Regions from separate parts of the Homo sapiens genome. Here region 1 is linked to region 2. A link is an interaction called in ENCODE POLR2A ChIA-PET data of the cell type or tissue named here. Cell type or tissue: PC-9. All regions are shown on one strand. Links, peaks and the distances in the headings refer to the core of each region. The heading gives the core; the rest is flanking DNA.

Region 1 (7,971 bases), core at 1,705-6,704, 240 kb before region 2:
GGCAACATGGATGTTGGAACTGGAGGACGTTATGTTAACGGAAATAAGCCAAAAACAGAGAGTTAAACACCACATGTTCTCATTCATACGTGGAAGCTTAAAAAAGTTGATCTCATAGGAGTAAAAAGTAGAACAGAGGATACTAGAGGCTGGGAAGGGTAGGGGGAGGTGGAGGGCATACAGAAAGTTTTGTTAAAGGACATAAAATTACAACTAGATAGGAGGAATAAGTTCTAGCGTTCTATACCACTGTAGAATGACAATAGTTAACAATAATAGAGTTTCAAATAGCTAGAAAGAGGATATTGAATGTTCCCAACACAAAGAAATGATAAATATCTGAGATGATGGATATGCTGATTACCCTGATGTATCAAAACATCGCTATGTGCCCCATGCATATGTACACTTATTATTTGTCAATTAAAAAATAAATATTTAAGAAAGCCTCCTTGAAGGCAGTACCCACAATTTATTTATCTTTTTATGCCCTTGATTAAATGATCATTACCTAGCAGAAACAGTTAAAATGGTCTTATAAAAGAGAAAAGTTAGTTTAGAGATGTGGGCTGGTACTTTGCTCTTAAAAAATAGAGTTTTTCTTAATTTTTATTACCAAAGTTAAGTATGCTGAATTTATACATTTCTATACCTGCCTTTAAACTCAAGCAGAACCTGAATTAACCATTGATTGGAGTTTATTGCTTATGTCCCCAAGGGAAGCGCCTCCTCTGGCTCATGCTGGTGGGAGAAAATGAACCAGCCCTGCTTTCTCTCCCTGGTTCAATTCCCAGCAAAGGAAAAACAATGTAATTCATGATGATGATGACAATGACAATGACGACAACAACAATAACCAACCTTTAACACATCCTTATAATGTGCCAGACCCTGCGGTAGGTGCATTAGAATAATTACCTCATTTAATTATTGTAACATAGTTTGGTTAATTTGCCCCCATTTTTCATATGAGCAAACTGAGGCATGGAGAGGCTAGGCAGCTTGCCCAAGAATAAGAGGCTGTGCTGGCTTGAAAGTGAGGCATTCAGACATTAGTGTCACATGCTCTTAATCGCTCCACAGCACCATCTCCTTGGATCGGAGTGATTTCCTGGAGCAAAGGTAATCTGATCTTATTCACACAGGAGCAGGCAATAACTGCCTGAGTACAGAACTCCTATGAGGCGATTGGTGTTGGAACCCTGAGTAGTCTAGTTACATAACCAGCATAACCCTTGGAAAAGCTGTCGCATAAGGGAAGGCTGCCTCTGGGACTAGAAGAAAGACTATGCCAAGATCTGGTTCTGCAATAGATGAGCTGTTTGACCTTGGGCTCAACGCTTCACATTTAGGCTCTGATTTTCAAAGGAAGTTCTTGGGCTGGGTAATCTCTGGAGATCCTGTCATGTAAGCAGCCCCTGCCAGCACTCCTACTGGGGAGTGATTACCATAAAGACAAGGAAAGTGTTAAGCAGGTTCTTGCACCTCCCAAAGTAAGTAGCAAATAGCTGTTTGGGTGTCCTGAGGAGTTCTGAAAACACTGGGCCTAGTTGCCTCCTGCTTCATCTTGCACCATATGCCTGAAGCTAGTGAATGAATAAACATCACTCGTGGCTATTTCTGGATGCTCAAGAAACTTTGAAAAAAAAAAAAGAATTATTATTTTTGAGGAGAGTATTATAGAAGACCCAGGGGAAGACAGGGTAGGGAGGAGAGTGAGGATTCTCTTTGTTGTGATCCTAGAATTCCCATTAGGTGGACTGGAAATGCTAGACTTACCATTGTTGGACTGGAAATGCTAACATCCTGAAACTCTTAGGACCTCTGCATGAAGAATTGTCCTGCCCCAAATGCTCTTAGCACCCCCACTGAGAAGGAGTAAAAGAGTTTCTCACAGTGGAAACACTGCGAACCTCTTTATGCATTTTTCTGAACATCAGTCAATAATCCATTAACTCGGGGAAGCTGAATGCTCTTCATACAGGAATCCAAAATAAATTGACAGATATCCTCTGGGAAGAACTGTAGAAAGGCTCTGTGGGCTTGAACAAGGCATTTCATTTCCTTGGGCCTCAGTTTCTTTATCTTTATAGCACTAACATTCTATAGCTTCCTAATTTCTCTCCCCAGAAAGGAGAAATAATTTTTAAACACAGAGGCTTAGAAAGAGTTTGTTTTCCAATTCGGGGCATGCTAGGTACATGTACTGCAGTTAACCAAAATGCACATGGTAAAGTTTAAGCCAAAAGAATGCAGAATCAGGCCGGGCATGGTGGCTCATGCCTGTAATCCCAGCACTTTGGGAGGCTGAGGTAGGCGGATCACAAGGTCAGGAGATCGAGACCATCCTGGCTAACACAGTGAAACCCCGTCTCTACTAAAAATACAAAAAATTAGCTGGGCATGGTGGCGGGTGCCTGTAGTTCCAGCTACTCAGGAGGCTGAGGCAGGAAAATGGCGTGAACCCGGGAGGCGGAGGTTGCAGTAAGCTGAGATCGTGCCACTGCACTCCAGCCTGGGCCAGAGAGCGAGACTCCATCTCAAAAAAAAAAAAAAAAAAGAAAAAAAAAAGAATGCAGAATAAAATTATCCCAGAATATTTTTAATAAGGTATGATCTTAATGACTTAGCATTTTTTTCTGGAAATATATTTGAATTTTATCAGAACTAAGCACCAAAAATTTAGGCAAGGTCATGGAAGGCCACCCTTTTTACTGGCTAGACTTGAATAGAAATCTACTCAAGAAAAGAAGTTTGTTAGGGAATTAAAAAAAAAGGATAATTCTAAGTCATGGGCAAGGTGGAAATAATCTAGCCAGAAAATATATTTGGGGGTGGTACTAAGGAAAAGCAGTGGCTCTAAGAGGTATTGCCCTAGAGCGGGGCATGGTTATTGGAATATAAAGTTGAAAATATGATTACTCTTCTATCTTCCTCTTCTTCTTTATGGCTGAATCACTCCCAAGATAGTTCTTAGCAGGTTTTTATTTATTTATTTATTTATTTATTTTTATTTTTGAGACAGAGTCTCACTGTGTCACCGAGGCTGGAGTGCAGTGGTGTGATTTCAACTCACTGCAACCTCCGCCTCCTGGGTTCAAGCGATTCTCCTGCCTTAGCCTCCCGAGTAGCTAGGACTACAGGCCTCCACCACCATGCCTGGCTAATATATATATTATATATATATATAGTATTTTTAGTAGAGACGGGGTTTCACTATGTTGGCCAGGCTGGTCTGCAGTTCCTTTTTTTTTTTTTTTAAAGATACTTCTTCATTCTTTCGAGGAAGTTATTAACTGCTTTTGTTTTGTTTTAGTTTTTTGGTTTAAGATTCTGAAGTTAAGAGGAAAATCATGCAACTAATCTGTTCATGCTTTGGAAACTTGAACTTCATGATGTTGGATTTCAGCCTTTTTGCTTTTGTCTTATCCCTTTAGAAGGGATCTGTTTTGTTTTGTTTGGCTTTATACTGTCGTTCTGGAAGAACTCAGAGCTTTCCATTGCTGCCCGTGACTTATGGCCTGTGTTACACCCATTGGTTTCTGTAGGAATGATGACCCAAGAAGCTGGGAATGTGACCGCAGAAAATAGCAAAGCAATGAGGAAACTGGTTATGACCATAGGATTAGTGCCCTGAGGGTCCAGGGCAGAAATGGGTGTTAACAGCAGAGAAGCACAAGGCTTCTGCACCAGCCTACTGCTGGCTCACATTCAACACTGCCCCTATTGCTCCCAGCAGTGCAGCAAAGAAGACAAAGGAACCCATGCTTGCTGGGCCCCCTGCAGGCCAGGTGCTTCCCATACATTGTCTCTGTTGATCATTTCACCTGCCGTGTGAGCAAGGCATTATCCCCACTGAAGCTTACAGAGGTTAGACTCGTCCAAGACAATATATTTTGGCTTCAAACTGACTTCTGTCTGTTTCCAAAAATATTTTTCATGTGACTTATTTTTGATGTATATAAACTTATAGACAGTTCTTGAATTCTTGTCTATGTGAAGCACATATTGTGTGAAGTATTTGCATGGGGCCAGGCGCGGTGGCTCACACTTGTAATCCAGCACTTTGAGAGGCTGAGGTGAGCGGATCACCTGAGGTCAGGAGTTCGAGACCAGCCTGGCCAACATGACAAAACCCCGTCTCTACTGAAAATACAAAAATTAGCCAGGTGTGGTGGCAGGCGCCTGTTATCCCAGCTACTCAGGAGGCCGAGGCAGGAGAATCACTTGAAACCGGGAGGCAGAGGCTGCAGTGAGTCGAGATTGCATTACTGCACTCCAGACTGGGTGACAGAGAGAGACTCTGTCAAAAAAAAAAAAAAAAAAAGTCTGCATGGTATTGTTTGCTTATATGATGTTTAGAACAAGGAAACGACTGAGGCTGACCATGCTCTGGCTCTGGAGGCTCTCTGGGGATACCTGGAGGAGTCTTTGGGTCACACCAAAACACTAGGATGCAGCCTAATGTGAAGATTACAACTCAAGTCTTGGCTTTGCTATTTAGCAGCTGAGTGACCTTGGGCAAGTTTTCATTGTCTCTCAGCCTCAGTTTCCTCATATATAGCATGGAAATAATACTAGTGTTTCTCTTACAGGATCACTGTGAAAAGAACATGAGATGCCCTTTGCAGGGACATGGATGGAGCTGGAAGCCATTATCTTCAGCAAACTAACACAGGAACAGAAAACCAAATACTGCATGTTCTCACTTATAAGTGGGAGCTGAACCATGAGAACATGGACACAGGGAGGGGAACAACGCACACTGGGGCCTGTGGAGGGCAGGCGGGGGGAGGGAGAGCATCAGGATAAATAGCTAATGCATGCTGGGCTTAATACCTAGGTGATGGATTGATAGGTGCAGCAAACCACCATGGCACACATTTACCTATGGAGCAAACCTGCACCTCCTGCACATTTACCCCAGAACTTAAAATAAAATAAAATTTAAAAAGGACACGAGATAATGTAAGAAAGTAGTTAGCCCATAGAAAGCTGTTACTATTCCAGTATGTATCCTACTACCCACGGTGCCGCTTATATAAGAGCGCCCTCCTGAGGCTGTCAGAATAACTGGGGCGAGGCAGGGAATGAGAGGGGACACCAGGCCTGAGGAGTGAGGAGAACAGACTAGAATGGCTTCCTGACCGAAACTACACCCGCTCAACCCCAGGCCTGTGTAATAGGCACTTCCACTTTAGTGTGAGGGTAAATCCCAGAACACTGAAGAAACACAGCCCAGAGCTGGCATCCTTTTGGCCATTTCCTGAAGTGGAGCTGGATTTCAGAGGGCTGTCTCAAATGACAGTGTCAGCACTAGGAGCTGATGGTTAAAGCTCTGCAAGAAAACAGCATCCAGCATTTTCTTTTGCTACTCTCATGGGCCAACATGAAAGTGCGTAATGATGGACACAGGCTTTGCTTAAGTGGTGAGTCTATCATCCAACCTTTGACTATAATTATGTTGCTCAGATTAGAGCTAAGTAAACACTGGATTTGTTTTTTTTTTTTTTTTACTACGAGCAAATGAATTTTATTTCTTACTCAGCATAGTTGTCCCAGTTTGTTTATTCAACAAACGTTTAAGCGTGTTCTCCATGCGTGGTGCTTGTGGCACTGGGCATTCAGTAGAAAGCTAGAGGCCAGGCGTGGTGGCTCACGCCTATAATCCCAGCACTTTGGGAGGCCGAGGCAGGTGGATCGATCACCTGAAGTCGGAGTTCAAGACCAGCCTGGCCGATATCGTAAAACCCCGTCTCTACTAAAAATACAAAAATTAGCTGGGCATGGTGGCACATGCTTGCAATCCCAGCTACTTGAGAGGCTGAGGCAGGAGAATCGCTTGAACCTGGGAGGCCCAGGTTGCAGTGAGCTGAGATCGCGCCATTGCACTCCAGCCTGGGAAACAAGAGCAAGACTGTCTCAAAACAAAACAAACAAAACAAAACAAAACAAAACAATAAAAAAGAAAGCTAAACCCACAGAGTTCCTGCCTTCTAGTGGAGGAGATGAGCAATTAAACAAGAGAAAACAAGTGCGGTGAGGGTGATGTGCAGGCTGGCGGAGCAGCAACAACAGCACAGAATCCTGACTACGGTTTGAACTAAACCTAAAGGGCCCCGACTCTGCCTTGATCTCTCCAGAAAGCCTCCCAGGGCCCTGACTTCCCTGTGCATGTCAGGTGACCACGGTGGTGGGCAGCTTCCCACCTCAGCCTCTTCCCTCAGTGAGATCTGGGAAACCTCCTCCCTCCTTTGCCTCTGAATTCTCACAAAGAGGACCAAGGGTTTTGAGGCATAGTTTTTAGGAAGAAAACAGGGAACAAGGAGAATAATAATAAAGAAGAAAAAAAGTACAAGAAGTAAAAGGTATCTTGCCTTACTGGGCCTTGGTTAGGTGCTGAACATTGTGCTAAGAATCTTTCGATGTATATTACAATGTGTTGTTCATTTCTCTGAGGTTGATATTGTTGATATGTCCATTTTTCCCGATAAGGAAACTGAGGGTAAAGAGGAGAAAGAAATAGGTCATAAACTTCACCAAAGGCAGAGCTATTATTTGAACCCAAGAAAATGTGAAAGTTAATTGATCATTTCTTAAGGGCAATTTTATTTTGTTTTTTGCAGGGGCAGTAGAGGGAGACGTTGTTGTTCCCAGAAAGGGGCCTTTAGGGAGAATAAAGAAAGGAATCCTTGATAGGGGTGCTAAATCCTCCAGTACCTGGTAGTGCTGGCCACAGGAGGAGCTCAATAACTATTGAATAAGGCAGTGAGGGAGGGCATGAGGAAGGGAGTGAGGGGATGAGTGTGGCCCCTCCCAGCCTACCAGGACCTGTATGGCTTTTCTCTCATGAATCCCAGTCACGAGCCAGCTGCCTGCATCCTCTTTTCTTCCATCTTGCAGCTGCCAGGCGTTTAGGGTAGCTTGGTGGTTGGTTTCCACCACTCTCCTCAGTCCTTGAAATCCTCATTCTTACAACACTCGCTGTACCTGGGACTTGGTCTCCATGGCTTTTCCAGATGTTACTGCCCTGGAAGTCAATCCCACAGGACCATTTTATTTTAAGGGTCAGAGGGCTATAGTAGTTCAAGACCCCGGTGGATGCCTGAAACCATGGATAATACTGAACCCTATTTAATTGTGCTTATATGGGTATTGATGATATAATATTGCAAAATTACTGCAGACATTATAATTACATAAAAAAAATAGTAAGTTGAAGAATAATTCCATGACAGTAAATCAGTCTAAAATAAATTAAAATAGAAAACTCCAAATTAATGGCAGCAAGTATATTTAAAAAATAAGAATATGAGTAAAAAGACAAGACCTGACAAAGGAGAGTTTCAACACTACAGTTTATGTATATATTATACTAAGTTTTGATTTTTTGTTCGTTTGTTTTTGAGACAGGGTCTTGCTATGTTGCCCAGGCTGGAGTGCAGTAGCTATTCACAGGCATGATGGTAGCTGATTGCAGCCTCAAACTCCTAGGCTCAAGGGATCCTCCAGCCTCAGCCTCCTGAGTAGCTGGGACCAGGGCAGCATACTCTTTTTGATCTGATAACTGAGACGGCTACTAAGTGACTAACGGATTGGTAGCGTATACATTGTGGATACACTGGATAAAAGGATTATTCACATCCGAGGGTGGAGTGGGAGGGTGCAAGATTTCATCATGCTACTCAGAATGGTGCTTAATTTAAAACTTACAAATTATTTATTTTTTAGAACTTTCCATTTAATATTTTTGGACCTCAGTTCACCGAGGGTAACTGAAACTTCAAAAAGTGAAACTGCAGATAACAGGGAACTACTGTATGACAAACAGTAAATATGAGGAAGTTGTAGAGGTTATGAAACCTTCCCAACCACTCCACGAATGACCTACTTTTAGCTCTGGCTATCATATAGTCTCCCCAGAGTCAGACGACAGTCTTGCCACTTGCCACCTGGGTAGTGGTGATCTTT
Region 2 (5,000 bases), core at 1-5,000:
GGAAACTATGACAAAGATAGTTCTCTAAATCCCTTTCCTTTTACCCTGGGCACACTGTAGACTGATTCCAGCCTTCCCTGTGGTTAGTGGAGCCATGTTCCAGTGGAATGTGAGCAGAGGTGAGATATGTCAATACCAGGCCTGGCCCCAGACCCCTCCTAGGCAGTTCTCCACAAGCTCCATCTCACAGCTACATACAGAGGACTTGGTGGGGGACCCTACCCTAAAGGAAGGTGGAGCCACTAGAAGGAAGGAACCTGGAGTCAAATGACTCTGTGGAGCAAAGCTTCCTCTACTCCAATCTGGACTAGACCAGCATGAGAGAAAAATAAACATTTGTTGCATAAGACACTGACATTTGGAAGTTGTTATAGGAGTCAGACATACTAGTTAATAAAGAAATCAATACGAGTAGCCCACAAAATTATTATAAGAATACATTTTTAAAAATTATAATTTCAGGCCAGATACGGTGGCTTATGCCTGTAATCCCAGCACTTTGGGAGGCTGAGGCAGGCGGATCACCTGAGGTAAGGAGTTCAAGACCAGCCTGGCCAACATGTTGAAACCCCGTCTCTATTAATAATACAAAAATCAGCAGGGCGTCGTGGCAGGTGCCTGTAATCCCAAATACTTGGGAGGCTGAGGCAGGAGAATTACTTGAACCCAGGTGGAGGTTGCAGTGAGCTGAGATTGCGCCATTGCACTCCAGCCTGGGTGGCAAAATGAGACTCTGTCTCAAAAAATAAAAAATAAATAAAAATTTTAAAAATTATAATTTCTACCAAGTTTGTATTTCACATTCCAAAAGTGGAGAAACTAACTCTTGAACTTCAAAGAAAAATTTTAGTCAGCTACTTTGAATCTGACTGTAACGTTTTATGAGTTTCAGCTCTGTGGAAATTCTCTAGAAAAACTTCAACTTTTTGAACTCATCTGCAGAAACACTCAAACGCCCATCTATGAAAATACACATAAATGTATAGGTCTGATCACTATCTCCCCTAAATGGGAAATAAAGTACAGAGAAAGATCCTTAACAGCACTGAGATATATTTGAAAGCTACAGATTTTCTACTATAGATGATTTTTTTTTTTTTGAGACAGAGGCTCACTCTGTCACCCAGGCCGGAGTACAGTGGCGCAATCTTGGCTCACTGCAACCTCCACCTTTCGGGTTCAAGCGATTCTAGTGCCTCAGCCTCCCGAATAGCTGGGATTACAGATGCGTGCCGTCACACTCGGCTAATTTTTGTATTTTTAGTAGAGATGGGGTTTCACTGTGTTGGCCAGGCTGGTCTCAAACTCCTGACCCCAGGTGATCTGCCTGCCTTGGCCTCCCAAAGTGGTGGGATTATAGGCGTGAGCCACCATGCCCAGCCTATAGATGATATTAATGTTAGTATTATTCGAATCTCCAAATCTCCAAAAGAATCAAAGGTCTGATCAATAAGTAACCATTTACCGAACACCTACTATATACTAGGCACTATGCGAGGCAATTTACATACATATTTACATTTAATTCTCACTATTCCTATCCTGATTTTACTGATGTGGAAACTCAGGTTTAGCTTATATGTTTAAAAAAAAAAAAAAGAAACTAAGATTTAGAACAGGGGTCTGGAGAAGTCTAGTATTGTCTCTAAGGCTATAAAGGTTAACAAATTTGTTCAGAGTCACAGAGCTGGCAAGTACAAAACCAAGATCTGAACTCACATGTCTATTTCTGTATCCTTGTTCTTTCTATGACGCTAGTGCCTCTCAAACAAAACGGGGAGAAAATGCAAGTGCAGTTAGGAAAAGTATACTTGATATTATAATTGTATGTTTCAAATATGAAAAATAACCAAAAAAATGAAGCCTACTGTTTTCATGATACAAACTATAGAAATAAGAGCTCAAAAAAAATCTTGGTAATTGTAAATACACAGTAGATGCTGTCTTCTGAATATTCCTCCAGGCAAATCAATGGTACAAGGAGTGGAGGGTACCATATTAACTATTTTTGCTTATAGAGAAGGGACTGGGCTATTAAAAAAAGTGAAGTGACCTGATAGTATACTATACTAATCATTTGTCTCATCATTTGGGAAGCATGTCTTAACAAACTCATTCCTCCTAAGAATTACAAACTGTATCAGAAAGAAAAAAAAAATCTGGGTTTAAAGAAATGATTAGCACCTGTGATAAACGGAGTGTATTGGTTTTGCTTTCAAGTTCAGCAATTCGTGAGGTTGCAGCAGACAACTGTTGTTTCAATACGTCTTTCTCTTCAGATAAGGCTTTCAACACCTGCTCCCTCCTTTCTCCTTCTCTCGTTGTCTCTTCCAGCTGTTCAAGCAATGTGGTAGTACTATATCTGGCCTTCAGTTGGTCTCTCAGTCGCTGTATTTCTTTGTCCTTCTCTGTGAGTTGATAAGCATTCTTCTCCTTCTCAGCCTCAAGGACTCGAATTTTCTAGACATAAACTAAGAAGAATCTTAGAACAAAGCCAGGTCAAACATCTAGCTAAACAATATATACTTCAACAAGCATTTATGAAGCATTTATTATCAAGTCAGCATTACGCTAAATACCAAGGCCAAAAAAGATTAGGAAGCCAAAGTTTTATGTTCAGATAGCTCACAGAGAAGTAAGCCAATGTATTAATGCAACGTTGTAAGTGCTGTAGTTAAGACAGATTAAAAAATGAGCACAGACACAAAGAAAGGAGAAACCACCTCTATCAAGGGTGGTGAGAAAAAGCTAAAGAAGGGCTAGCTTTCCCATGAGTATTTGGTAATCATTCTTCCATAACACTGGATCTTGTAAAAACTAAGAGCTAAAAGTCGGTCACACAAGATATACATGCTCCTTAATGAATTTGAATCAGTGGAACTTAAAAGTTACAGAATATTTCAGCAGGAGAGGGATGCATTCATTAACCTGCTTACTTTCGATAAATGATTCAGTATTGAATCTAGAAGGTGATCTCTAAAGGAATGCTTAACATCTTCAAAGATTCACAAGATATACATAAGTAATGTTTTTTAAACTGCTGCTGGCATAAAGGAAAAAGTAAAATAAAAAGATAATAGAAATAATTATTAAAATTATAGGCTAACAGGATCAAAACAGCATGAAGTTAAAACTTGAATTTAGGAAGAAAAAAGCAGCAGTTGTTCAAATATAAAATGGGGAAAATTTAAGTTTAGGGGCATGGTTATTCATTTGAAAATAATGAGGAGATTATAGTTGGCCACAAGCTTAACTCAAATCAGTAGTATGAGACAGATAACAGAGCCATACAATTTTAGGCTTTAATGGAGTACAGTATCCAGCTAAGTAGATGTAACACTACTATTTCAATCTGTGTTTTCCAGAACATATTTAGGATACTGTGTTCAATTCTAAGTGCATAATTCAGGAGGGATATGAATAAACTAAAAACTATTCAAGATGATAAGAAGCCAGAAAAGCTGAAGAATATGAGCTTGGTCTGCAGAAAAGTTAAGAGGAAGCAAAATTTCCTTACATATCTAATAAATTGTCAGTTTGCATAGGAAAAATAAGACTTGTTCTGTGTAACTTTAATAGGCACAATTAGAACAAATGGGTAGAAGTTATAGGAAGTTTAATTGATTATAAAGGAACAAAATATCCAGTGCTTCTCAAAAAGTGGAATGAAATGGAAAGCTATCTCTCAGGGAAGCAATAAGATTCCTTTACCAGATTGCAAAATAACCTTCATATCTGTGGACTGGTGATGACTGTTCTCTAAGTGCTTGAAAAAGCATTTACCTCAATGTATGTTGTTACAAAAAATAAATCAGTTTCATTATGTGCCTGTTTAGAGAATTTAAATAAATCAAATGGTATACTGTTTAACCATTTATTTTATTTTATTTATTTATTTTTTTTTTGAGACAGAAGTCTTGCTCTGTCACCCAGGCTGGAGTGCAGTGGTGCGATCTTGGCTCACTGCAACCTGTCTCCTGGGTTCATGCGATTCTCCTGCCTCAGCTTCCCGAGTAGTTGGGATTACAGGTGCACACCAACACATCCGGCTAATTTTTGTTTCGCCATATTGGCCAGGCTGGTCTTGAACTCCTGACCTCAGGTGATCCACCTGTCTCAGCCTCCCAAAGTGCTGGGATTATAGGCATGAGCCACCGTGCCCGGCCTTAACCATTTATTTTCTAAATACAAACAATAAAAGCACTTTTGCAAAATAATTAAATCCAAATTTGTGATTATATTTATGATTACATTTTTAAGTCCCTCTAGTTCTAATAAGTTCCTAACTTCCTTACTGTCTATGCCATAACAAATTATAAATTAGGGAATCCGAAATATAGTTGAACAGAGTGTAAATGCCAACATGTCTAATAATTTTTCCTTCAAAAGCCTGAAAACCAGAATTACTTGGATAGCAGCCAATATGCATGATAAAATATGTTTTAAATAAGGAAATCTGAACACTATTTAATACTCTGAAATGGACAGATCTGATTTTTTACATTTAGTAAATTAACAGGAAAACCAGATTATATAACTATTGGGTAAATATTTTCTCCTCTCCCACAGTAAAAAAGAGATATAAGCCCAGCACAGTATCCTTAAAGTACATCAACGAGTAATTTAGTACTCCAAAAAAGCATGGAATGGCCAGGCATAGCGGTTCACACCTGGAATTCCAGCACTTTGGGAGGCCCAGGCAGGAGGATTGCCTGAGGCCCAGAGTTTGAGGCTGCAGTGAGTTATGATCAAGCCACTGTACTCCAGCCTGGGCAACAGAGTTGAGACCCAGTCTCAAAAAAAAAAAAAAAGTATGGAAAATCGAATGCTTCTAAGTTATGCTATCAATTTAAAAATAGCGAAAATAGTTAGCCAGAATGTTTCACAATCTTAAATACAGCATAACAAAAGTTATCAAGAATATTCATGTAGTTAAGCTAAATTACCAAGAAGCTATAGGAAGAATGATGAATTAGGTTATTACTTTGTTTTAAATAACT

The links. ChIA-PET counts read pairs that join two places held together with the same protein. Peaks named below come from ENCODE experiments on the same cell type or tissue, not always from the same donor. Only the 100,000 strongest peaks of a DNase experiment are listed, where the experiment ranks them.
Region 1: POLR2A ChIA-PET joins it to region 2 with 11 read pairs; 2 of 35 experiments call an interaction of 5 or more read pairs at or near these places.

Annotation. Positions count from the first base shown.
Region 1 is chr10:93,742,732-93,750,702 of GRCh38, reverse strand. LOC101927013 (a long non-coding RNA gene) reads left to right here. Exons shown (of 3, transcript XR_246160.5): 2 at 719-896; 3 at 4,596-4,957. Among named protein-coding and RNA genes, the nearest start is that of LGI1, 11 kb to the left of the region's middle. RefSeq lists enhancers at 619-1,601, 3,948-4,699. In PC-9, for the core only: CTCF peaks have their summits at 3,806 (motif pointing left) and 5,096 (motif pointing left); a DNase peak (open chromatin) is centred at 3,612; H3K4me3 peaks cover 299 bases; H3K27ac peaks cover 2,036 bases.
Region 2 is chr10:93,500,573-93,505,572 of GRCh38, reverse strand. CEP55 (centrosomal protein 55) reads right to left here. Exons shown (of 9, transcript NM_018131.5): 3 at 2,185-2,460. Among named protein-coding and RNA genes, the nearest start is that of CEP55, 6.5 kb to the right of the region's middle. In PC-9, for the core only: no CTCF peak of the experiment used is centred there; no DNase peak of the experiment used is centred there.